Regions from separate parts of the Homo sapiens genome. Here regions 1 and 3 are each linked to region 2. The links are chromatin loops, found by intact Hi-C in ENCODE. Cell type or tissue: GM12878. All regions are shown on one strand. Region 1 has its middle 16 kb from the start of ATF7IP2. Region 2 holds the start of LOC105371078 (a long non-coding RNA gene). Region 3 has its middle 70 kb from the start of ATF7IP2.

Evidence for each region. A loop is a pair of places that touch in the nucleus more often than their neighbours do. Peaks named below come from ENCODE experiments on the same cell type or tissue, not always from the same donor. Only the 100,000 strongest peaks of a DNase experiment are listed, where the experiment ranks them.
Region 1: a loop joins it to region 2, with 4 times the contacts of the local background. A loop is called at or near these places in 3 of 110 quality-filtered maps.
Region 3: it touches region 2 in a loop (6-fold over the local background); 13 of 110 quality-filtered maps call a loop at or near these places.

Annotation. Positions count from the first base shown.
Region 1 is chr16:10,365,774-10,373,773 of GRCh38, reverse strand. No RefSeq gene overlaps it. Among named protein-coding and RNA genes, the nearest start is that of ATF7IP2, 16 kb to the left of the region's middle. In GM12878, no CTCF peak of the experiment used is centred here; a DNase peak (open chromatin) is centred at 3,293.
Region 2 is chr16:10,252,157-10,260,156 of GRCh38, reverse strand. It overlaps LOC105371078 (a long non-coding RNA gene), which reads left to right and starts at 7,514. Exons shown (of 3, transcript XR_001752077.1): 1 at 7,514-7,843. RefSeq lists an enhancer at 839-888. In GM12878, CTCF peaks have their summits at 1,172 and 3,168 (motif pointing left); DNase peaks (open chromatin) are centred at 1,076, 2,881 and 3,116; H3K27ac peaks cover 1,013 bases.
Region 3 is chr16:10,311,912-10,319,911 of GRCh38, reverse strand. No RefSeq gene overlaps it. Among named protein-coding and RNA genes, the nearest start is that of ATF7IP2, 70 kb to the left of the region's middle. In GM12878, a CTCF peak has its summit at 4,916 (motif pointing left); DNase peaks (open chromatin) are centred at 4,932, 6,581 and 7,031; H3K27ac peaks cover 1,632 bases.

The DNA.
Region 1 (8,000 bases), 110 kb before region 2:
ACTTGAGGAACAGGAGTTTGAGACCAGCCTGGGCAGTATAGTGAGACCCTACCTCCACAAAACTAGCAAAAAAAAAAAAAAAAGGCTGGGCATGCTGATATGTGCCTGTAGTCCCAGATACTGGAAAGGCGGAAGTGGTAGGATCACTTGAGCCCAGGAGGTCAAGGCTGCAGTGAGCCATCATTTCACTAGTGCACTCCAGCCTGAGCAACAGAGCAAGACCCTGTCTCAAAACAAAGAAACAAAGCCTGATTTTTTGCAAATGGCAAAATTGTGTATATTAAAATCCCCCCAAAAATCCACTGACACATTATTAATAAATGAATTTAATAAGATTGCCAGATACAAAGCCAATATACAAAAATCAATTGTGTTTGTATATATCACAATTAATAAATGAAAACTTTAAAGTAGTACTATTTCCAATAGCATGAAAATATATCATACATAAGTGTAACTCTAAGGAAAAAATGTGCAATACTTCCATACGGAAAATGACAAAGCATTATTAAGAGATATTAAAGAAGATAGTAGATAACATGCTATATCCATAAATAAGTGATATTGCAATCCTATAGGGAAACTTTTTTTTTTAATACTAAGTGGTGCTGGGTCAAGTGGCCATTCATTTGAAAAAAAAAACATATTTTGCCCTCTGTCTCATGTTACACACACACGCACACACACACACACACACACTCAATTCCTGATAATTCCAGTTTGCTTCAACTGTTAAAGGTAAGATAATAAATTTTTCATAGGAAAATGTTAAGAGCATTTTTATAACCAAATTAGGCAAACATTTCTTAAAGAGGACACAAAAAGCACTCACTGGGAAAATGGATAATTTGGACAACCTTAAAAATAAGCACAGGCAGGCCAGGCATGGTGGCTCATGCCTATAATCCCAGCACTTTGGGAGGCAGAGGCCAGCGGATCACGAGGTTAGGAGTTCAAGACCAACCTGGCCAACATGATGAAACCCCATCTTTACTAAAAATACAAAAATTAGCTGGGCATGGGGGCGTGTGCCTGTAATCCCAGCTACTCCAGAGGCTGAGGCAGGAGAATCACTTGAACCTGGGAGGCAGAGGTTGCAGTGAGCTGAAATCATGCCACTGTACTCCAGCCTGGGCAACAGAGTGAGGCTCCTGAAAGAAAGAAAGAAAGAAAGAAAGAAAGAAAGAAAGAAAGAAAGAAAGAAAGATGAAGGGAAGGGGAGGGGAGGGGAGGGGAGGGGAGGGGAAGGGAAGGGAAGGGAAAGGAGCCCCTTTTCTTTTCTTGTTTTTGAGATGGAGCCTTGCTCTGTCACCCAGGCTGGAGTGCAGTGGTGCAATCTCGGCTCACTGCAACCTCCACCTCCCAGGTTCAAGTGATTCTCCTGCCTCAGCCTCCCAAGTAGCTGGGATTACAGGCATGCACCACCACGCCTGGCTAATTTTTGTATGTTTAGTAGAGACGGTGTTTCACTATGTTGGCCAGGCTGGTCTCAAACTCATGACCCTGTGATCTGCCCACTTTTGACTCCCAAAGTGCTGGGATTACAGGCATAAGCCACTGTGTCTGGTGAAAATAAGCACTTCTGCTTATCAAAATACTCCACTGGGAGAATAAAAAAGTAGTCCACAGAAGGGGAGTAAATATTCGCAATTTATATATCCCAAAGTAGATTTATATCCACAATATATAAAGAACACCTACAAATCACTAAAAGTGATAGGCAACCCAACCAAAAAAAAAAAAAATGAGCACACATATTTTGAACAGACACTTTACAAATGAGGATATCCAAATGGCCGATAAACAATACAAAAATGTTCAACCATATGAATTAGGAAAATGCAAATTACAACCATAGTGTGATCCACTACATACCTACTAGATAGGCTAAAATGACAAGGTCAAAAATATCAAGTGTTGGAGAGAATATGCAACACCAAGGACTCTCATGTGCTGCTGATATGAGTGCAATTGGTACAATTTGACTTTGTACCAATTGTACAAAGTCCAGGTGTATTGTACAGTTTGTATTGTCAAAACTTTGACAATATCTACTAAATTTGAATACAGCAATGCCTCATGCCCCACCAATTCTACTCCTAGTTTTTGTTTTGTTTTGTTTTGTTGTTGTTGTTGTTGTTGTTTTTGAGATGGAGTCTCGTTCTGTCACCCAGGCTGGAGAGCAGTGGCACGATCTCAGCTCACTGCAACCTCCTGGGTTCAAGCGATTCTCCTGCTTCAGCCTCTTGAGTAGCTGGAACTACAGGTGCCCGCCACCATGCCCGGCTAATTTTGTTTTGGATTTTTAGTAGAGATGGGGTTTCACCATATTGGCCAGGCTGGTCTCAAACTCCTGACCTTGTGATCTGCCCGCCTTGGCCTCCCAAAGTGTTGGGATTACGGGCGTGAGCCACTGTGCCCAGCCATTCTACTCCTAAGTTTGTAACAACAGAAATGCCTATGTGTGTATAACCAAATGACATATACCAGAATGTGCATAGCAGCACTATGTGTAATAACCCGAAACTGAACGTGTCCCAAATGCCCATCAATAATAGGGTATAACCAGAATATGGGCCAGACATTGTGGCTCACACCTGTAATTTCAGCACTTTGGAAGGCTGAGGCAAGAGGATAGTTTGAGGCCAAGAACTGAAGACCAGCCTGGGCAACATAGTGAGACTCTCTCTCTACAAAAATATATTAAAAATTTGGTCAGGCACAGTGGCTCACGCTTGTAATGCCGGCACTTCGGGAGGCTGAGGAGGGAGGGTCATTTGAGCCCAGGATTTTGAGACCAGCCTAGGCAACAATGAGACCCCATTTCTACAAAAAAAGGGAAAAAATATTAGTGGTACATGGCTGTAGTCCCGGCTACTCAGGAGGCTGAGGCGGGAGAATCACTGAAACCTTGGAGGTTGTGGCTGCAGTGAGCTATGATCTCATCACTGCACTCCAGTCTGGACTTGAGCAAGACCCTGTCTCAAATAAATGAAAAAGATATTTTCCCTTCTCTCTGACCTTTTCCTCCTCCATTCATGATTGCCTGCACATAGTCATTTCAATAAGTGGTAGTCACTAATAATTGATTATCTTCCTGTCCTAGCCCCAAGGCAGGCTGACCAAAAGGTTAATGAACTTTCTTTTTTATTAAACAACAATTCTTAAATCACGCAGACCTCCTAGATGGCTTCCAGATGTTAGACTTGTCAAGGGAGCTGCCAGGTGGCTTTGACCACCAGAAATCTCACCTCCCACAAACTTTTCTACTAAGCTACTGGCATAGTTAAATGATAACCTGCCATTGTTTCTCAGCTTGCTTTCCATAGTAACTGGCAGTCACAAACACTACTGTAAAACTTAAGACTGGTCTTTGGGATATTTTTCAGGCTTTACCTGCAAGAGGACCAGCTGACACCATGTGGGTCAGTGGCCCATGTCCCCAGCCAAGGAACTGACTTGACTGGTCGTGTGACTCCCCTATTTTGCAAGGACTGACTCAGCTCATGAAGACAGCTTAGACACTGCTATGATTTCATCCCTAATCAATCAGCAGAACCCATTCTCTGGACCCCTGCTGATATGGTTTGGCTCTGTGTTCCCATGCAAATCTCACCTCGAATTGTAATTCCCACGTGTCAAGGGAGGGAAGTGATTAGATTATGGGGGTGGTTCCTCCATGCTGTTCTCGTATTAGTGAGTGAATTCTCATGAGATCTGATGGTTTTATAAATGGTTGTTTTTCCTGTGCTCTTACATACTCTCTTGCCTGCTGCCATGTAAGACATGCCTGCTTTTCCTTCTGTTATAATTGTATGTTCTAAGGCCTCCCCAGCCATGTGGAACTGCAAGTCAATTAAACCTCTTTTCTTTATAAATTACCCAGTCTTGAGCAGTTCTTTATAGCAGTGTGTAAATGGACTAACACACCTGCCCACCAAACTATCCTTTAAAAAATCCTAGCCACTGGCTGGGTTCAGTGGCTCATGCCTGTAATCCTAGAACTTTGGGAGGCCAAGGTGGGTGGATCACTTGAGATTACAAGTTTGAGACCAGTCTGGCCCACATGGTGAAATCCTGTCTCTACTAAAAATACAAAATTAGCTGGGCATGGTGATGGGCACCTGTAATCCAGCTACTTGGGAGGCTGAGGTGGGAGAATCACTTGAATCCAGGAGGCAGAGATTGCAATGAACCAAGATTGTACCACTGCACTCCAGCATGGGCAAAGGAGCAAGACTCCATCTCAAAAAACAAAAACAAAAACAAAAACAAACAAACAAAAAAAAGAACAACAAAAAACAAAAATATCCTAACCTCTGAATTCTCAGGGAGGTGGCTTTGAGAAATATCTCTTGTTCTCCCACTCAGTTGTCTCACAATAATTAAACTCTTTCTTTACAGCAACAACTGCTGTCTCAGTGTTGGCTCTATGGGCAGTGGGCAAGAACCCACTCAGGTGGTAACAATGTAGCAGGTCCCTGAAAGATGCTTCTGCAGTGGGACTTGTTCTCTCTTGCCACTCTTGGGAGTTCTGCCACCATGTGGACAAGTCCAGGCTAGCTTGCTGGAGAAAGAGAGATCATGCGGAGAGAAGCTTCAATTATCCCAGCCATTTCACCCTGCCCAGTCAAGTGTCCTGGTATTTGAACATGTGCAACGAAGAATAAATAATTAAGCCCATGCTCAACATAGCTGAGTCCTTCCCAGATTGCTAGCCTGACTAACTTTGAGCTAATACATGTTTGTAGTTTCAAACCAGTAAGTTTTGGGCTGGCTTGTTACATGGGGCAAAAGCTAACCAATAAAATATCATATTTCAATGAAAACTGCTTTTTAGGGGTAAAAAGTAAGTAATGGAAGGGGGGAAACCTTCCTGAATTGAAAGTAAGTCTGCATCTTCTTCAACCCTATCTCGTGCAATTAAACATTCCCCATATGGTAAAATCACCTAGAAGCTGTACCTGAGAAGTTGTGATGTCTCATGAGATAACTATTAACCTGTAACCTTAAGCTACGTAAACTGGTGTCAGACACATCTTAAGAGTCTTTTTGTCAACACTGAAGTAAGGACCAAGTAATAATTGAGCCAGTGATTGGATAGATAGTGTTAGTCAGTGTGAGGTCTGCAGACTTGCACCAATCTGGTTTGCTTTGTTACTGGTTTGCTTTGAGACAAGTACAGAAAGGGACAATAAGAGTTTGGCATCTAAGTAGCAATTTAACATTGCTAAGAAAATGTTATTGTATTTTACAAAAGTAGTGTGTTTGCAAAGGGTTGGGGGAAAAAACCCAACTGATCTTTCACTGAAGATAGTTTGAGAAGCACTGTTTAACTCCCTCTATTATATTATGATTACACCTCAAATAGATTTTGTTCTTTTCCTTGTTGTTTCCATTTCCCTTTATCTTCTTTCCACCTTTTATCACTTCTCCAGGATTCTGTTATCATATGGATGGAATGAAAGACAAATCATAATAATAATAGGATAACTTGTCTTTTTCTGCTTCAAGATCAGAGGCTTTCTATTCAGACTGCAGATTAAAATTACACAATTCAAGAAAAGCAAAAACAAAAATAAAAGATCACCAAATCCAGTTTAATGTATGTCAGTTATACCTCAACAAAGCTGTTCAGTTATTTGTAATCACCTAATCTGTTCTATATACTAGATATTCAGATTTTATTGGTCCGGGTGGGGATCTGCGTATTGGGAATTTTTAGAGATGAGGTCACACGGCACTGTCCAGGCTGGTCTTAAACTCCTGGCCTCAAGCAATCCTCCTTCCTTGGCCTCCTAAGGTGCTGGGATTATGAGCATGAGCCACTGCACCCAGCTGGGATTTTTATTTATTTTTTAATTTAATTTTTTTTTTGTTTGTTTGCGACAGGGCCTTGCTCTGTGACCCAGGCTGGAATGCAGTTGTGCAATCATAGCTCATTGTAGCTTCAACCTCCTTGGCTGAAGTGATCTTCTGATCTTCTGGCCTCAGCTTCATGAGTAGCTGGGACTATAGGCACATGCCACCACCCTCAGCTAATTTTTATTTTTTGTAGAGATGGAGTCTTGCTATGTTGCTTAGGCTGATCTCAAACTCCTGGCCTCAAGTAATCCTCTCTTCTTGGCCTCCCAAACTGTTGGAATTACAGGCGTGAGCTACAGTGACCAGCCAGCATTTTTTTTAGAAGCTCTTCAGCTAGATCTAATATGCAGCCAGCATTTAGAACTATTGCTCAGTTTCTTTCTTTCTTTCTTTTTTTTTTTTGAGATGGAGTCTCGCTTTGTCCCCCAAGCTGGAGTGCAGTGGCACGATCTCGGCTCACTGCAAGCTCTGCCTCCCAGGTTTACGCCATTCTCCTGCTTCAGCCTCCTGAGTAGCTGGGTCTACAGGCGCCCGCCACCATGCCCAGCTAATTTTTTGTATTTTTAGTAGAGACGGGGTTTCACCATGTTAGCCAGGAGGGTCTCAATCTCCTGACCTCGTGATCCGCCCGCCTCGGCCTCCCAAAGTGCTGGGATTACAGGCGTGAGCCACCGCTCCCAGCCTATTGCTCAGTTTCTTAGTCTCTGCCAGAATAAATATTGGATGTCGAGATGGCTTTTTTACTCATGTGGCATAAACTGGGCTTCTCAAACTGGAATATGTAGGAATATGCAGTAATATGCAGTGCCAGGTCAAGGGAAATTCCTAGCCAAACCACAAACACATTTCATTTTTATGAAAGGTTAACTTTACTTGAAGACTTTGGGGGTAACGTCCATAGCTTCTAAGATGACTCCCAGTGATCCCCACTTGGGAGTCATACCTTTTTAATTCCCCTCTTACTGAGTATGGGTTGAACTTGAACTGCCTTTTTTTTTTTTTTTTTTTTGAGATGGAGTTTCGCTCTTGTTGCCCAGGCTGGAGTGCAATGTTGCAATCTCGGCTCACCGCAACCTCCGCCTCCAAGGTTCAATTGATTCTCCTGCCTTAGCCTCCTGAGTAGCTGAGATTACAGGCATTAGCCGGCCATTTTGTTTTTAGCAGAGAGACGGTTTCTCCATATTGGTCAGGCTGGTCTCAAACTCCTGACCTCAGGTGATCTGCCTGCCTTGGCCTCCCAAAGGGCTGGGATTACAGGTGTGAGCCACCGCACCCAGCCTTGAACTGCTTTTAACAAATAGAATATGGCAGGAATGATCAGATGTCATTTCTGAGATTAGGTTACAGCAAGTCTGTGACTTCTGTCTTGGGAACCTTCCCTGGTTCTCTTGGAAACCTGTAAGCCTTCCTATAAAAAGGCTCACCATGAGAAATTGCTGCCCAACAACCATGTGAGTGAGCTTGGAAGTGGATCCTCAGGCGCAGTAGAGTCTTTTTATTTATTTATTTATTTGTTTGTTTGTTTATTTATTTATTTATTTTCAGGCAGAGTCTTGCTCTGTCACCCAGGTTGGAATGCAGTGGCGCAATCATGGCTCAATGCAGCCTCCACCTCCCGGGTTCAAGTGATGCTTCTGCCTTAGCCTCCCCAGTAGCTGCGATTACAGGCATGTGCCACCACGCCCAGCTAATTTTTTTTTTTTTTTTTTTTTTTTTTTTTTTTTTTGAGACGGAGTCTCGCTTTGTTGCCCAGGCTGGAGTGCAGTGGCGGGATCTCGGCTCACTGCAAGCTCCGCCTCCCGGGTTCACGCCATTCTCCTGCCTCAGCCTCCCAAGTAGCTGGGACTACAGGCGCCCGCCACTACGCCCGGCTAATTTTTTGTATTTTTAGTAGAGACAGGGTTTCACCATGTTGGCCAGCTGGTTTCGAACTCCTGACCTCAGGTGATATGGCCACCTTGGCCTCCAAAAGTGCTGGGATTACAGGAGCGAGCCATTGTGCCTGGCCAATTGTCTTGAGCTGACTACAGTTGACAGCTCGACTGGAACCCCCTGCACAATCTTGAGAAGCACCCACCTAAGCTGTACCTGCATTCCTGATACACAGAAACTGTGAGACGCTAAGTGGTTTTTGT
Region 2 (8,000 bases):
GTGAAACCTTGTCTCTACTAAAAATACAAAAATTAGCCAGGCGTGTTGGCATATGCCTGTAATCCCAGCTACCGGGAAGGCTGAGGCAAGAGAATTGCTTGAACCTGGGAGGCAGGGGTTGCAGTGGGCCAAGATCGAGCCACTGCACTCCACCCTGGGCAACAGAGCAAGACTCTGATTTAAAAAAAAAATGTTTTAAATTAATGAAGCCCCCGTGAAACTCAGATCCCAGAAATGTGTCCTGTCATCGTCCTTGCCTTCTGAGTCACTCACTTTTGCTTTACCATTCTGGGAAAGGGCTACATTTTCCAAAGTATATTTGTATATTTTTAAAATTTTTTTATTTTTTATTTTTGTCTCTTTACTTTTTTTCTAAAGCACATCTGTAGGGCTCTAGTCCTAGGGATCTGTGTAGTGCAGTGGTCCATAGAGCTTGGAAAACACTGGGTGAAACTCAGCTAAGCTGACTTCTGTAATTAACAAGTTTACTCATGTAAATATTCAGTTAATTTATTCATTTATTGTAGGGTCCAGTCCTACGGGGCTTATTGGGTGTTCTCCCCGTGTGTGGAGACGAGAGATGATAAGAAATAAAGACACCAGACAAAGAAGTAAAGAGAAAAACAGCTGGGCCTGGGGGACCACTACCACCAAGACGCAGAGACCAGTAGTGGCTCCAAATGGCTGGGCGGGCTGATATTTATTCTATATAAGACAAGGGGCAGGGTAAGGAGGGTGAGTTGTCCGAGTGATTGATAAGGTCAAGCAAGTCACATGATCATGGGACAGGGGGCCCTTCCCTTTTAGGTAGCTGAAGCAGAGAGAGAAGGCAGCATACATCTGCATTTTCTTCTATGCACTTATCAGAAAGATCAAAGACTTTAAGACTTTCACTGTTTCTTCTACTGCTATCTTCTAAGAACTTCAAAGAGGAACCAGGAGTACAGGAGGAACATGAAAGTGGACAGGGAGCATGACCACTGAAGCACAGCACCACAGGGAGGGGTTTAGGCCTCCAGATGACTGTGGGCAGGCCTGGATAATATCCAACCTCCCACAAGAAGGTGGTGGAGCAGAGTGTTCCCTGAGTCCTCCAAGTAAAGCGAGACTCCCTTTCATGGTCTGCTAAGTCACGGGTGCTTTCCCAGGCACTGGCATTACCGCTTGACCAAGGAGCCCTCAAGCGGCCCTTATGCAGGCGTGACAGAGGGCTCACCTCTTGCCTTCTTGGTCACTTCTCACAATGTCTCTTCAGCACCTGACCCTATCCCCGCTGGTTATTCCTTTGTTATATCAGTAATTAAACAAACAGTAATATTAAAGGCTAATGATTAATAATGGTTATACTAATGATTGATAATGTCCATGATCATCTCTATATCTAATTTCTATTATAACTATTCTAATTGTAACTATTTTCTTCATTATACTGAAACAGTTTGTGCCTTCAGTCTCTTGCCTCGGCACCTGGGTAATCCTCTGCCCACAATTTATCACGTTCTTATTGAGTGTTCCTCAGCATTATGCTAGGAAGGGGGATACTGTAGTGAGTTAGACTTCACTCCTCATTTCCCAGAGCTTCAAATCGAGTAATGATGACTGCAGGCCTTCTTGGAGTCTTAATTAACTGAGTATACCTAATTTGCTCAAAAAGGAATTGGGTGTCCTGCATTTTCTGGCCTGAAAACCTTTTTAAATAAAACTACTTTTTGAGTTCATTATTCCTTGGAACACATCTTCGGGGAATTCTTGAGTTAGGCTGTAGTTGCTAACACTGAGGTTACCATAACCATTACTATCCCTTGTGTCCTCAGAGGCCTGGTGTTCATTGAGTGTTTACCTTGTGGCCTTCGCATTTGTCATTGTATTTATTATTTATTTTTATATTTTGAGATGGAATCTTGCTCTGTCACCCAGGCTGGACTGTAGTAGCACGATTTCGGCTCACTGCAACATCCATCTCCTGGGTTCAAGCAATTCTTGTGCCTCAGCCTCCTGAGTAGCTAGGATTACAGGGACCCGCCACCATGCCCAGCTAATTTTTAAATTTTTAGTAGAGACAGGGTTTCAACACGTTGGCCAGGCTGGTCTCAAACTCCTGACCTCAGGTGATCCTCCCGCCTCAGCCTCTCAAAGTGCTGGGATTACAGGCATGAGCCACCGGGCCCAGCCTTGTATTTATTTTTATTATTTATTAATTTATTATTTCTATTTTTAGAGACAAGGGCTTCCTCTGTTGCCCGGGCTAGAGTGCAGTGAATGATCATAGCTCACTGTAACCTTGAGCTCCTGGCTCAGGCGATCCTCCCGCCTCAGTCTCCTGTGTAGCTGGGATTACAGGTGCACCACCACACTTGGCTAATTTTTTTTGTTGTTGTTTTCTGTAGAGATAGGGTCTTGCTATGTAGCTCAGGCTGGTCTAAAACTCCTGGGCTCACACAGTCCTCCTGCCTCAGCCTCCCAAAGGGCTGGGATTACAGGCGTGCATCACTGTGCCTGGCTGGATCACTGTGTTTCATTCTTACACTGATGCTGATGTCAATACTTTTTAAAAATCCCTTCTTGATACATGAGAAAATGGAGGCATAGAGGAGTGACGTAGTCTGCCCAAGATCACCTACTTGGGAAGTGGCAGAGCCCAGATTTGGATCCTGCTAGAGCCTGCAGAACCCCTTTAACCCAATGGTTTGCCACTGAGGGTGATTTTGCTCCCACGGGTCAGCTGGCAATGTCAGGAGACATTTTTGCTTGTCACTAGTTGAGATGGAGGTGCATTGGCATCTTGTGAGTAGAAACCAAGGACGCTGCTAAACACCCTAACATGCACAGAACAACCTCCCACAACACAGAATTACCAGCCCCAAATGTCAACAGTTCCAAGGTTGAGAAACCCTGCTTCAGCTAATCATTACACGGGTTTTAGTTCTATGAGTACCCCACAATTCATTAGGGAGACAGGACAAAGGCATACATGAATTCTAGTACAAGGAAGAGGCATGCTACAGAAAGGGTATAAATCATCCTTATGGCCCTCATTAGACCTTTTAATTTCCTTATAAGCCCTTTATTGCCACGGCTAATCCTTGCTAACCCTGCTCAGGGCTGTTTTCAGCAGAGGAAAGTTACCGAGCCCGTCCCCGCCCCCCGCCCCGCTTGACGTCTGGCGCCTCCTGGTGGCCTCAGGAGAAACTCCATCTTCCTCAGATACCCCACAAAGTCCTTCCCCTTCACCTGCCCCAACTCCAACCTCAGCCGCATCTCCCTGGGGCCCCTCGGCATCCTGATATAGTCACTGCCTCCCGTTGGTGGTCACCTACTGGCCGCAGCCCGGGACCTCTCACAGGAGCTGCCCTCTCTGCCTGTGAGTTTCTCCATTCTTTTTTTTTTTTCCCAGCTTTTGCACTGGGTACACTTTTTTTTTTTAAACTCTCCACTATGTTAATGAGGACCATTTTTCTTCTGCTTTGCAAACCCTGCTCACCCCTTCAGACGATGCTTAAAGACCCTCTCCTCCTGGACATCTTTCTGATTCTCCCAGAAAAAGTGAATGGCAGGGTCTTTTGTGCTTTCAGGCCTGGGATTTATGGTTAGGTTATAACTTACTAATTTATGTCTCTTTGTTCGTCCATCTGTGTGTCTGTCCCTCCACCTGTGGCTTCTAAGCCTGACTACAAAATGTCCTGGAGGGATTGCTAAAAACAAAGAAAGAAACAAGCAAGCAAACGATCTCCATCACTACAGGCATTTGCGTATATTTTTACATTCCCAGGGGGTTCTGAAGTACCCTAACATCTGAAAACAGCTCTGTATTGTTGCTCTTCCTTGTTCAGATCTGGCTGAAATGTCACCTCCTAAAAGAAGTGTTCCCTGACCTTTTGTAGTATTAATGACAAGGTTGGAAGAGGTGGCTCGAGGATTTATCACTGGAGGCTTTGAATGCCAGGTTAGGCAAGACAACGGGACATGGCTCTGTGGGCTTCTTAGGGTTTTTACCAGAGGGAGGGAGGTGATTCCTGGTGAGTGTTGGCAGTGTTAGTCCAGCAGGTTGGTGCAAGATGGGTGCAGGAGAGGTGAGGGCTAGATGTGGGGAGTTCCTACTAAGAGTTCTTGTAGCAACTTGGGAATGAGGAAACCGGGGCTTGGGCTGGCTTGAAGGCTGTGAGCATGGAGCTTCGGGGAGAGGAGAGAAGGGGACAATGTCAACACGTCTTAGACAGGTCCAGGCACTGATTAGCTATGGGGATGGCTGTGATGAATGAGTCAGACATGGCACTCAGAGTTCTAGCCTTGGCACCAGAAGGCTGGTGCTACTGCCAGAGGTAGAAAAGGCAGGGGAGAGCTCCTCTCCTGAGGGTAGATGATGGATCAACACTGGGACCCACTGAGTTTGAGATCCTAAGAGGATCATCTAAGAGTGGACTGAGAGGAAGGTCAAAAGAGGGGAAACTAGAGAGGAATCCCTGGAAACACACGATGCCTCATTTCCTGAGTTCAAGAAATAGCTCTTCCGGCATCTCCTACGTGCAGGCCCCCACGCCAAGTGTGCGGGTGAAGTGATGGATTAAACGGGTGTGATTCTTGCCCTCATGGAACTTCCCCTGTAGTGAGGGAGAGAGAGGAAAGAAATGTACCAAATATTTTCCAAAATTAATAATGGCTGGGCGCAGTGGCTCACACCTGTAATCCCAGCACTTTGGAAGGCGGAGGTGGGAGGATTACTTGAGGCCAGGAGTTTGAGACCAGCCTGGGCAACATAGACCTCGCTAACAATAAAAAATATTGGCCGGGCGTGGTGGCTCATGCCTGTAATCCTAGCACTTTGGGAGGGTGAGGCAGGCGGATTGCCTGAGCTCAGGAGTTCAAGACCAACCTGGGCAACATGGTGAAACCCCACCTCTACTAAAATACAAAAAATTAGCCGGGCTTGGCGGCGTGCGCCTGTAGTCCCAGCTACTTGGGAGGCTGAGGCAGGAGAATTGCTTGAACCCGGGAGGCGGAGGTTGCAGTGAGCTGAGATTGCATTGCTGTACTCTAGCCTGGGTGACAGAGCGAGACTCCGTCTCAAAAAAAAAAAAAAAAAAAAAGCCAGGCATGGTGGTCTGTGTCTGCAGGCTAAGGTGGGAGGATTGCTTGAATCCAGGAGGCAGAGGTTGCAGTGAGCCGAGATTGTGCCACTGCACTCCAGCCTGGGTAAGCGAGACTCTGTGTCAAAAATAAATAAATAAAATAAAATGTTAGCCAGGTGTGGTGTCATGCACCTGTAGTCATGAGTCTCCTGAGGTGGGAAAATCCCTTGAGCCCAGGGGTTCGAGGCTGCAGTGAGCCATGATTGTGCCACTGCACTCGAGCCTGGGTGACATAGCGAGATCCTATTTCTTTTTTGAGACAGAGTCTCAGTCTGTCACCTAGGCTGCAGTGCAGTGGCACGATCTTGGCTCACTGCAACCTCTGCCTCCTGGGTTTGAGAGATTCTCCTGCCCTAGCCTTCCGAGTAGCTGGGATCACAGGCACCTGCCATCATGCCTGGCTAATTTTTGTATTTTTAGTACAGATGGGGTTTCACCATGTTGGCCAGTCTGGTCTCAAACTCCTGACTTCAAGTGATCCTCCTACTTTGACCTCCCAAAGTGCTGGGATTACAGGAGTGAGCTGGGATTACAGGAGTGAGCCACCACACCTGGCAAGACCCTGTCTTAAAACAATAATAATAATAATAATAATAATAATTGCTCTGAAAGAAACCAAGATAAAGAAAAAAAATGTATCTTAAGTTCCGTTCCCTAGAGGCAGTCTGAGATGGCAACTGTTGTGCCAGTGATTTTTTGAGGGGCTGCTCTCAGTGAAAGGAAAGTCAGAGAAGCCAGGTAGTTAATCCTTTAGAGAAGGTTTCAGGTATGAGCCCTAAGTAGCTGATACCTACAGCAGTTGGGGGTGGGTCCACTGGCCTGGTGACAAGGATCTGAGTGGGACATTGACAGTATCTCCTCCCTTGTGGTAAGGGAAGGCCTGAGGAGGTGGCATTGAAGCTGAGACCTGAAGGATGGGAAGGAGAGAAAACCTGAGGCACGTGGTTGATGGACAGAAGGCAGTGCTCTGCATTCCAAGTGGAGGGGGTGGCACCGCACTAGTCCTGATGTGGAAGCAAGCTTGATGTATTCGATATTAAATTTTAAATGAAATTATTTAGGTATTAGACATTACATTTTAAAGGAAATTATTTAATTTAGGTATTAGACATTAAATTTTAAATGAAATTATTTAATTTAGTACATTAAATAATTTACTCTTTATATTTTAATTATTTAAAATGAAATTTAATATTAAAGAAAGCCAGGGTGGCTGGGATTTCTGAACCAAGGGAAGCGTAACCCAACATGAGATCAGAGCATCGCCAGGGACTTGTAAACATCGTGCAGAGCCTGGATTTTATGCTAAGGGCAACGAGAAACCTTTGAAGAGGTTTTAGGCGAGCAGCTGCCGAGATCTAATTTATGTTTCAAGATCATTCTGGCTGCTGTGCAGAAAATAGAGTAGGGTGAGGCAGTCATGCAAACCACAGTGCTAAACACTTCACAGGCATTCACGCAAATCCCACGGTGATCCTCGTTTTCCAAGGGGTAACTGAGACCCAGCGAGGGTAAGCTATCTGCCCAAAGACACACAGCTAACAAGGCAGCAGAACTAGGATTAAAAAAAAAAAAAATTCATTTTTAGAGACAGGATCTCACTCTGTCACCCAGGCTGAAGTGCAGTGGTGGGACCATAGCTCACTGCAGCCTTGAATTCCTGGGCTCAAACCATCCTTCCACCTCAGCCTCCTGAGAAGCCAGGACTACAGGCGAGGCCACCATGCCGTGCTAATTTCATTTACATTTTTTCATAGACACAGGGGTCTCGCTATGTTCCCAGGCTCGTATCAAACTCCTGGGCTCAAGTGATCCTCCTGCCTCAGCCTCCCAAGTAGTTAGGACCACGGCTGTCACCATGCCCGGCTAATTTCATTTTAATGTTTTGTAGAGATGGGGTCTCGCAGAGATAGTTAGGGTTAGGGTTAGGTTAGGGTTAGGGTCTCGCAGCAAGACCCATCTCAACGAAAAATTTAAATGAAATTAGCAGGGCCAATTGGCCTCCTGGATTGCTTAAGCCCAGGATTTTTTGTATTTAAAAGAAATTTAATTTAATGAAATTTAAAGGCAAACAATTTAAAGGTTGGTGTCGAACTCTTGGGCTCAAGCAATCCTGCCTCAACTTCCTAAAGTGCTGAGATTATAGGCTGAGCCACTGCACCTGGCCAGGAGCTGGGAACGGATTGCAGGCCACCGAAGCTGCAGTCTGAGCCCCCACTGTAGGAGCTCACCGCCTCCTTCAGGGTCCGCCTGCTCCCCTTCAAGGCCAGCAACGTTCTGCACAGGGCAAGAGCTCCATAAATGCTCTTTGGGCGGAAAGGTGTGGGAGTGAGAGAATCTGGACAGGAAGGGCCCACAATGGAGTGGGGAAGGCACCGAGGGGAGCAGGCAGGGTCCGAGGAGGAGGGAGTTAGCGGAGGGAGTGCTGGTGGGGTGGTGGTCATGAAAATCAGACGTTCCCAAGCGACACACCCGGACCAGACCGTAGAGAAGATGCTGGACTTGGTGCGTGGGAATCATCAGCGACCCCGGCTAGGGCAGCTTCGGGCAGCGTAGGGAGGAAGCCAGATTGCAACGGATTAAGGAGTGAGGGGGTGGCGAGATTTGCTGTCCTGATTCAGCCGCCGCGGCGGCAGCCCGGGCTGGCTCTCCTCCCACAGGTGCGGGCTCCACATGCGACGGGAACACGTGTGCCCACTCGTGCCACAGGCATGCAGGTGGGTGGAGGGGGCGGCTGGGGAGGACTGAGGCCCGGGAGTGCGGACAGCCGGGGTGCACAGCCTGAAACGGAGAGCAGAGGGCTGTGGGCTGCCGCGGGACCACGCGCACAAGACCCCACGCGTGGGCTCCGCCTGGGGGGAGTGAAACAGAGCG
Region 3 (8,000 bases), 60 kb before region 2:
GATTGCAGTGAACAAGACTGACTGGGTCTCCACTTGCATGGGAGTCCAATTCTACTAGGAAGGAAGGACAAAACGGGTAAGTGGTCAGATACATAAGATCCATTGTAACTGGGCGCAGTGGCTCACGCCTGTAATTGCCTAGCCAACATGATGAAACCCCAACTCTACTAAAAATACAAAAATTATCTGAGCATGGTGGTACACACCTGTAATCCCAGCTACTCAGGTGGCTGAGTCACGAGAATTGCTTGAACCCAGGAAGTGGGAGGTTGCAGTGAGCCAAGATAACGCCACAGCATTCCAGCCTGGGCAACAGAACAAGACTCTGTTTCAAAAAAAAAAAAAAAAAAACCATCATTATCATTTGGGGTAATTGTTATGATGAAAACAAGTGAGGAGCTGAGAGTTGAAAGGGGCATGGCCTGGGAGAAGACCTTTGCTGTGTAGGTTGGCATGGAAGGTCTTTCTGCAAAGGTGAGATTTCCTGCCACATGAGGGAGGAGTAGAAGTCAGCCAGGCAAGGCTCTGGGGAAAGAGCAACACAGGCAGAGGTCAGAGCTGTGCAGAGAGACAAAACCTTCCAATGGGAGAAACTGGTTCGGGGGAACTGGCACATGGTAAAACTGGCCCAAGAACTAGGAGCCGGATTATGCGATTAAGACAAATGCAGCGGAGACAGTAGTGATGGTTTTTTGTAAACAGGGGTGTGATATAGATATGCTTTATCTCATTGAAGATGACACTGGTTTCGGTATGGAGAATGGAATGGAGAAGAGTGGGATTAGACGGGTTTCCTGATTCTATCCGCACAGGAGACTGATTTCTTCCCACTTCTGCTCATCACATTGGCTGAACCCAGCAGATCACTGCCCGGTTGTCTGTCCTACAGAGGGAAACGATCGTCATAGCCACAAAGAAAACACAGCCCATTATCTTACCTGTGTCAATAGACAACAAAGAAACAGGTCACATTACACAATTTTCTGTTCATGGAGTGGACCTTTTCACATTGATTGACCTGGTACAATGTGGCCATTTTCTTAAAATGTCAGGGGCCATTGTCTTATCTGTGCAAGGCCCTGGGAAAGCTTCTTATTCTTGTGAGCAGTGCGTGAAGACTCTTTCTAATTATAGCCCTTCTGAATTCCTTGTCCTTTCCTTTAAATAAAGTGTCTAGCCATATGTTCAATGAGTAGTAATCTAAGTTTTATATCTTGCTTCATTTTCTTTGGAATCTGTTGGTGTCAGTGTTTTTTACAGTGTTACTGTAAAAATGTACTGAACTTTGGTTGAGAAAACTGGCTTTTCTGGAGATAAAGCAATTTTTAAAAAGAGGTTGTGTGGGAGTCTGTGTCCTGGTTGCAGAAATAGTGAAATCAGGCCTTTCAACTAATTCTCAACTTAGAATTTAGCTAGCTTTTTCAATGTTAACTGTTTTGCCTCGATTAAAACCCATTTGTTTGCAGTTCAAAATCATCTTGTGCTTATAAGTAAGGTCATGGAGTATCTCACCCAGAGATAGCCAGAGTTAGAGAAAAGCAGTGACTAAATAAAACACATTGACTATATATGAGAACAGAAACAGATGTAATTTTTTTTTTGAGACAAAGCCTGGCTTTATCGCCCAGACTGGGTGCAGTGGCACAATCTCAGTTCACTGTAACCTCTGCCTCCCAGGCTCAAGCGATCCTCCCACCTCAACCTCCTGAGTAGCTGGAACTACAGCCATGCACCACCATGCCTGGCCAATTTTTGTATTTTTTGTAGAGACGGGGTTTTACCGTGTTGCTCAGGCTGGTCTCAAACTTGTGAGCTCAAGCAATCTGCCCACCTTGGCCTCCCAAAGTGCTGGGATTACAGGTGTGAGCCACCATGCCTGGCCCAACAGACATAATTTTTTATTCCTGAATTAAGCCATACTGAGATCAGGAATACTTTTCAATATCCTTATATTAAATAATATAGGGAGCAAGCATAAAACTCTTAGCTGCCCATTCCAGGAAATCCTTGCCTTAGCAGGTGAGACTGTGAAATAGCTAAAATAGGTTGCTCATCAAGATTTGCTTCAAGGCTAAATGTGGTGGCTCATAGCTGTAATCTGACACTTTGGGAGGCCAAGGCAGAAGGATCACTTGAGGCCACCAGTTCAAGACCAGCTTGCGCAACTAAGCTCTAGAAAAATTAAAAAATTAGCAGGGTGTGGTGGCACCCATGTGTCATCCCAGCTACTTGGGAAGTTGAGGCAGGAGGATCACTTCAGCCCAATCATAGCTCACTATGGTCAAGTTTTGGAGTCATTGGTTATGCAGCAATAGCTAACTGATACATACAGCGGACACTGTTTATTATCTAAAAACATCCATTTCCCTCTCTTCTCAGCTAACAGAATTCAATCTTTTTTTTTTTTGAGATAGGGTCCTCCTCCATTGCTAAGGCTAGAGTGCAGTGGTGTGATCACATCTTACTGCAGCCTCGACCTCCAAGGCTCAAGGGATCCTCCCACCTCAGCCTCCCAAGTAGCTGGGACTACAAGTGTGTGCCACCATGCCTAGCTAGTTTTTAAAAATGTTTGTTTATTTATTTATTTATTTATTTATTTATTTATTTATTTTTTTGAGATGGAATCTCGCATTGTCACCTGGGCTGGAGTGCAGTGGCACAATCTTGGCTCACTGCAACCTCCACCTCCCAGGTTCAAGCAATTCTCCTGCCTCAGCCTCCCAAGTAGCTGGGATTACAGGCACCCGCCACCACGCCCAGCTAATTTTTTTGTATTTTTAGTAGAGATGGGGTTTCACTGTGTTGGCCAGGCGGGTCTTGAATTCCTGACCTTGTGATCCACCCGCCTGGGCCTCCCGAAGTGCTGGGATTACAGGTGTGAGGCACCACGTCCGGCTTAAAAATTTTCTGTAGAGACGAGGGTCTCCCTGTATTGGCCAGGCTGTTCTTGAACTCCTGGCCTCAAGTAATCCTCCTTCCTTGGCTTCAAAAAGTGCTGGGAGTACAGGTGTGAGCCACCATGCTCAGCAGAATTCAATTCTGTTGAGAGTATTTGACCTTAGGGCAGGTAGGTAGTGGCTAATTATATTGCCCCACATTGCGGGCTACACATAGGTATGGGCACATGGTCCAGCTTGGCTTCCCATGGGACCACCATCTAGGTGACTATGATAAGCTCAAAGATGAGCATGTGAATTGAGGTATGCCAGTGTGAACCCCACATATCTGAGGCAGGTCTCAGTCAACTCAGAAAGTTTATTTTGCCAAAGTTAAGGATGTGCGCCTGTAACCCAGCCTCAGGAGGTCCTGATGACATGTGCCAAGGTGGTCAGGGCAAAGCTTGGTTTAATAAATTTTAGGGAGACGTGAGACATCAATCAATGAATGTAAGATATATATTGGTTCCATCCAGAAAGGTGGAACAACTTGAAGCAGGGAGGGGGCTTCCAGGTCATACATAGGTAGATAAGAGACAAATGGTTGCATTCTTTTGAGTTTCTGTTTAGCCTCTCCAAAGGTGGCAATCGGACATACATTTATCTCAGTGAGCAGGGGGATGACTTTGAATTCTGTCTTTTGTCCACAAGGAAATTCCTTTTGAGGGAGGTATGTAGCCTTTTTTTTTTTTTTTTTTTTTTTTTTTTTTTAGGAGTCTCGCTCTGTCACCCAGGCTGGAATGCAGTGGTGAGATCTCAGCTCACTGCAACCTCTGCCTCCCGGGTTCAAGCGATTCTCCTGCGTCAGCCTCCCGAGTAGCTGGGACTACAGACTCGTGCCACCATGCCCAGCTAATTTTTTGTATTTCTAGTAGAGATGGGGTTTCAACGTGTTAGCCAGGATGGTCTTGATCTCCTGACTTCGTGATCCACCCGCCTCGGCCTCCCAACGTTCTGGGCCTCAAAAAGTGCTGGGATTACAGGTGCCAGCCACCATGCTTGGCCGGTATGTAGCTTTTATCTTTTTGAGGAAAACAGTGGGAGGCAGGTTTGCCCTATGCAGTTCTCAGCTTGACTTTCCCTTTGGCTTAGTGATTTTGGGGTCCCAAGATTTATTTTCCTTTCACGCTAATCAGTTCCTCTCTAGAGTTTTACATATGGAGGCGAGATGTGAGAAAAATTATGGCTGACATGGGGGCTAAGTCAGATTGATTTGTTTTAGACAAAAATGAATTTTATATCTGAATATTTTGGAGAAAATTCATGCAACTCCTATCTGCATAATAAATTCACTGCCACAGTGAACTTAAATGTCACCTTGGCCGGGTGCGGTGGCTCACGCCTGTAATCTCAGCACTTTGGGAGGCCGAGGTGGGTGGGTCATCTGAGGTTGGGAGTTCAAGACCAGCCTGACCAACATGGTGAAACCCCGTCTATACTAAAAATACAAAATTAGCCAGGCATGGTGGTGCATGCCTGTAATCCCAGCTACTCAGGAGGCTGAGGCAGGAGAATCACTTGAACCTGGGAGGCGGAGGTTGCGGTGAGCTGAGATCACACCATTGCACTCCAGCCTGGGCAACAAGAGCGAAACTCCATCTCAAAATAAATAAATAAACAAATAAATAATGTCACTTCCATCAACATATGAACTGCACTACAAGATAATAGTGAGCCTTTAGACTTTTGGGAAGAGAAATACCAAATAAAAATAAGATGATACATAATCATTTTTATGACTCCCACTGAAATTTTCTTTTTTGCCTGGATGAAAACAGTTGAAGCAATGGATTCTCATAATGAGTAAGAGAATCGGGTCAAATGAACCCGTCTCCAAGGAGATTTAAAATGCTTTTCAAACCCTCTTGATAGTAACCACGATTTATGCATTTTCTTTGAATTCTATTATTCTGGGCCCAGCTTGCCGGCTTGTCTTACATCATTATTTTAGACTAAAGCTCCATCTTCTGGAGAAGGAATGATATATAACAACTACTCAACACATTGACTAACAGTCAAACTCAATTTGGAAGTTCCTGAGATGGTGTCTTTCTTAGTCATCTCAACAATTTCTCATTGGCAGCTCATTTTTCCCCCTCTGGAAAGAATGTCATCTCAGTGGGGCATGGATGCTAGATGGAAGCTATTGATCACCTTCCCATTCTTGAGGGGAGATTCATAGCCTACTTCTATTTTTATGTTTATGGTTTCTGCAGCAGGAGACTGATTGGAATAATTCCCCTCCCCTCTGCATGTTCCTCGTATCATTGAATAGGTACCGGGTATTATTTTCATATTCTCTAGAGAAATCTATTTATCTGCAGCTCTTGCTATATTTTATTCATATGGTCTATTCTGAAGCTCCTTTTGAATGCAAATATTTTATTTTATTTTATTTTATTTTGAGACAGGATCTTGCTCTGTTGCCCAGGCTGGAGTGCAGTGGCATAATCAGCTTACTGCAGCCTCAACCTCCTGGGCTCAAGTGATCCTCCCATCTCAGCCTCCTGAGTAACTGGGACTACAGACATGCCATTACCCCTGGCTCATTTTCGTATTTTTTGTAGAGGTGGGGTTTTGCCATGTTGCCTAGGCTCCTGGGCTCAAATGATCCTCCCTCTTTAGCCTCCCAAAGTGCGGGGATTACAGGTGTGAGGCACTGTGTCCAGCCTGAATGTAAATATTTTAAGGGTTTAGGTTAATGGTATATTTTTGAGAGATTAAAAAATGGTCACTTTTTCCTTTTTTTTTTTTTTTTTAAACAAACTAAATTTTTTAAGAATAGTTTTAGCTGGGCACAGTGGTTCACACCTGTAATCTCAACACTTTGGGAGGCCAAGGCAGGTGGATCACCTGACGGCAGGAGTTTGAGACCAGCCTGGCCAACATGGTGAAACCCTGTCTCTACTAAAAGTACAAAAATTAGCCAGGCATGGTGGTAGCTCCCTGTAATCCTAGCTACTTGGGAGGCTGAGGCAGGAGAATCATTTGAACCCGGGAGGTGGAGGTTGCAGTGAGCTGAGATTGCGCCACTGTACTCTAGCCCAGGCAACAAGAGTAAAACTCCATCTCAAAAAAAAAAAAAAAGAATAGTTTTACATTTTACAAAAATTGTGAAGGTAGTACAGTGTCCTCATACATCCTGACTCAGTTTCCCCTGTTAGCTTACATTAGTGTGGTGCATTTGTTACAATCAACGATCTAATATTGATGCATTAACTAAAGCCCATACTTTATTCGGACTGCCTTAGTTTTTACCTTGTGACAGATTTCCTGTTCCAGGATCCCATCAAGGATACCAATTACATTTAGTTGTCATGTCTCTTTAGGGTCCTCTTCGCTGTGACAGTTTCTCAGAATTTGTTTTTGATGACAGTTCTGAGAAGTACTGGTCAGGCAATTTGCAGCACGGCCCTCTACTGAGATTTGTCTGATGTTTTTTTTTCATGATTAGCTGAGGTTATGGATTTTTGGAAGAAAGATGATAGTGGTAAAATGCCATTTTTATCAAGTGATACCAGCGCATACTGTTGACATGACTTATCATGGTTGATGTTGGCCTTGATCACCTGGTTGAGGTAGTGTTTATCAAGTTTCTCACTGTACAGTTGCTCTTTCCCTCCCTTTGTGCTCTTTGTAAGGAAGTCACTCTGTGCAGTCCACACTTAAAGCATGATGAGTTATGCTCCACCTCCCTTTTTGTGTTTATTTTTAGAATCAAGGTTTCACTCTGTTGCCCAGGCTGGAGTGCAGTGGTGCGATCATAGCTCACTGCAGCCTTGGCCTCCTGGACTCAAGGGATCTTCTTTCCTCAGCCTCCTGAGTAGCTGGGACTACAGGTTCACACCCTGCAGGCTAATATTTAAATTTTTTGAAGAGATGGAATCTCACTAAATTGCCCAGGCTGGCCTTGAACTTCTGGGCTTGGGTGATCTTTCCACCTTGGCCTCCCAAAGCACTGGGATTACAGGGATGAGCCATCGCGCCTGGCTGATCCTAGCACTTTGGGAGCATCAAATATAAAATATATATAAAGAGAAACCCTAGTTGTTGTTTCATTCTCATGCAAACCAACGGCCTGTGGTGTGCTAGTAAATGTTTAACAACCTCAGTCTAGTCATGAGGAAACACCAAGTTAAGGGACAGTCTACAAAATAAAAGATCAATATTTCTCAAAAGTGTCAAAGTGGTGAGGAATAAAGGAAGACGGAGAAACTGTCACACATTGGAGGAGACCAAGAAGACATAACTAAATGTAAGGTGGGGTCCCAATTGGATTTTTTTTTTTTTTTTTTTTTTTTAGAAAGGGTCTCACTCTGTTGCCTGGGCTGAAGTGCAGTGGCGCGATCTTGGCTCACTGCAACCTCTGCTTCCTGGGATCAAGTGATTCTCCTGCCCCAGCCTCCTGAGTAGCTGGGATTACAGGTGCCCACCACCACGCCCAGCTACTTTTATTTTTGGATTTTTAGTGGAGATGGGGTTTCACCATGTTGGCCAGACTGGTCTCAAACTCCTGGCCTCAAGTGATTCACCTGCCTCGGCCTCCCAGAGTGTTAGGATTACAGGCATGAGCCACCATGCCCGGCCCCAATTGGATTCTGAAATGGGGAAGGGCCCCAGAATAAGCCAGTGTGGCATAAAAATTGTTTTGAGCCGAGGGCTTCTGACTTTCTGAAATCTCTTATCTGCCTAAGAGCAGAGCCTCCCAAAAGAATAAAAAAGAACTCTATTGTCATAAATCTTATCCCTGGGAACAACTCCAATCTTCTCTGAGACAGAAGTCAGCCACACACCAAAGCAGACAGTCACAAAATCTGTCATATCCCCCATCTAGTCTCCTAAGGGCTCATTTATCTTTCCAAAACCTCGTTTGTTTTTCCACAAGTGCTCTTTCTTCCCTTCTCCTTCATCTATTTTGTCTTTTTCGTTTCCTGTCTTTTTTTTTCGAGACAGGGTCTCCCTCTGTTGCCCGGGCTGGAGTGCAGTGGTACGATCATAACTCATTGAAACCTCGACCTACCAGGCTCAAGCAATCCTCCAACCTCAGTCTCCCAAGTAGCTGGG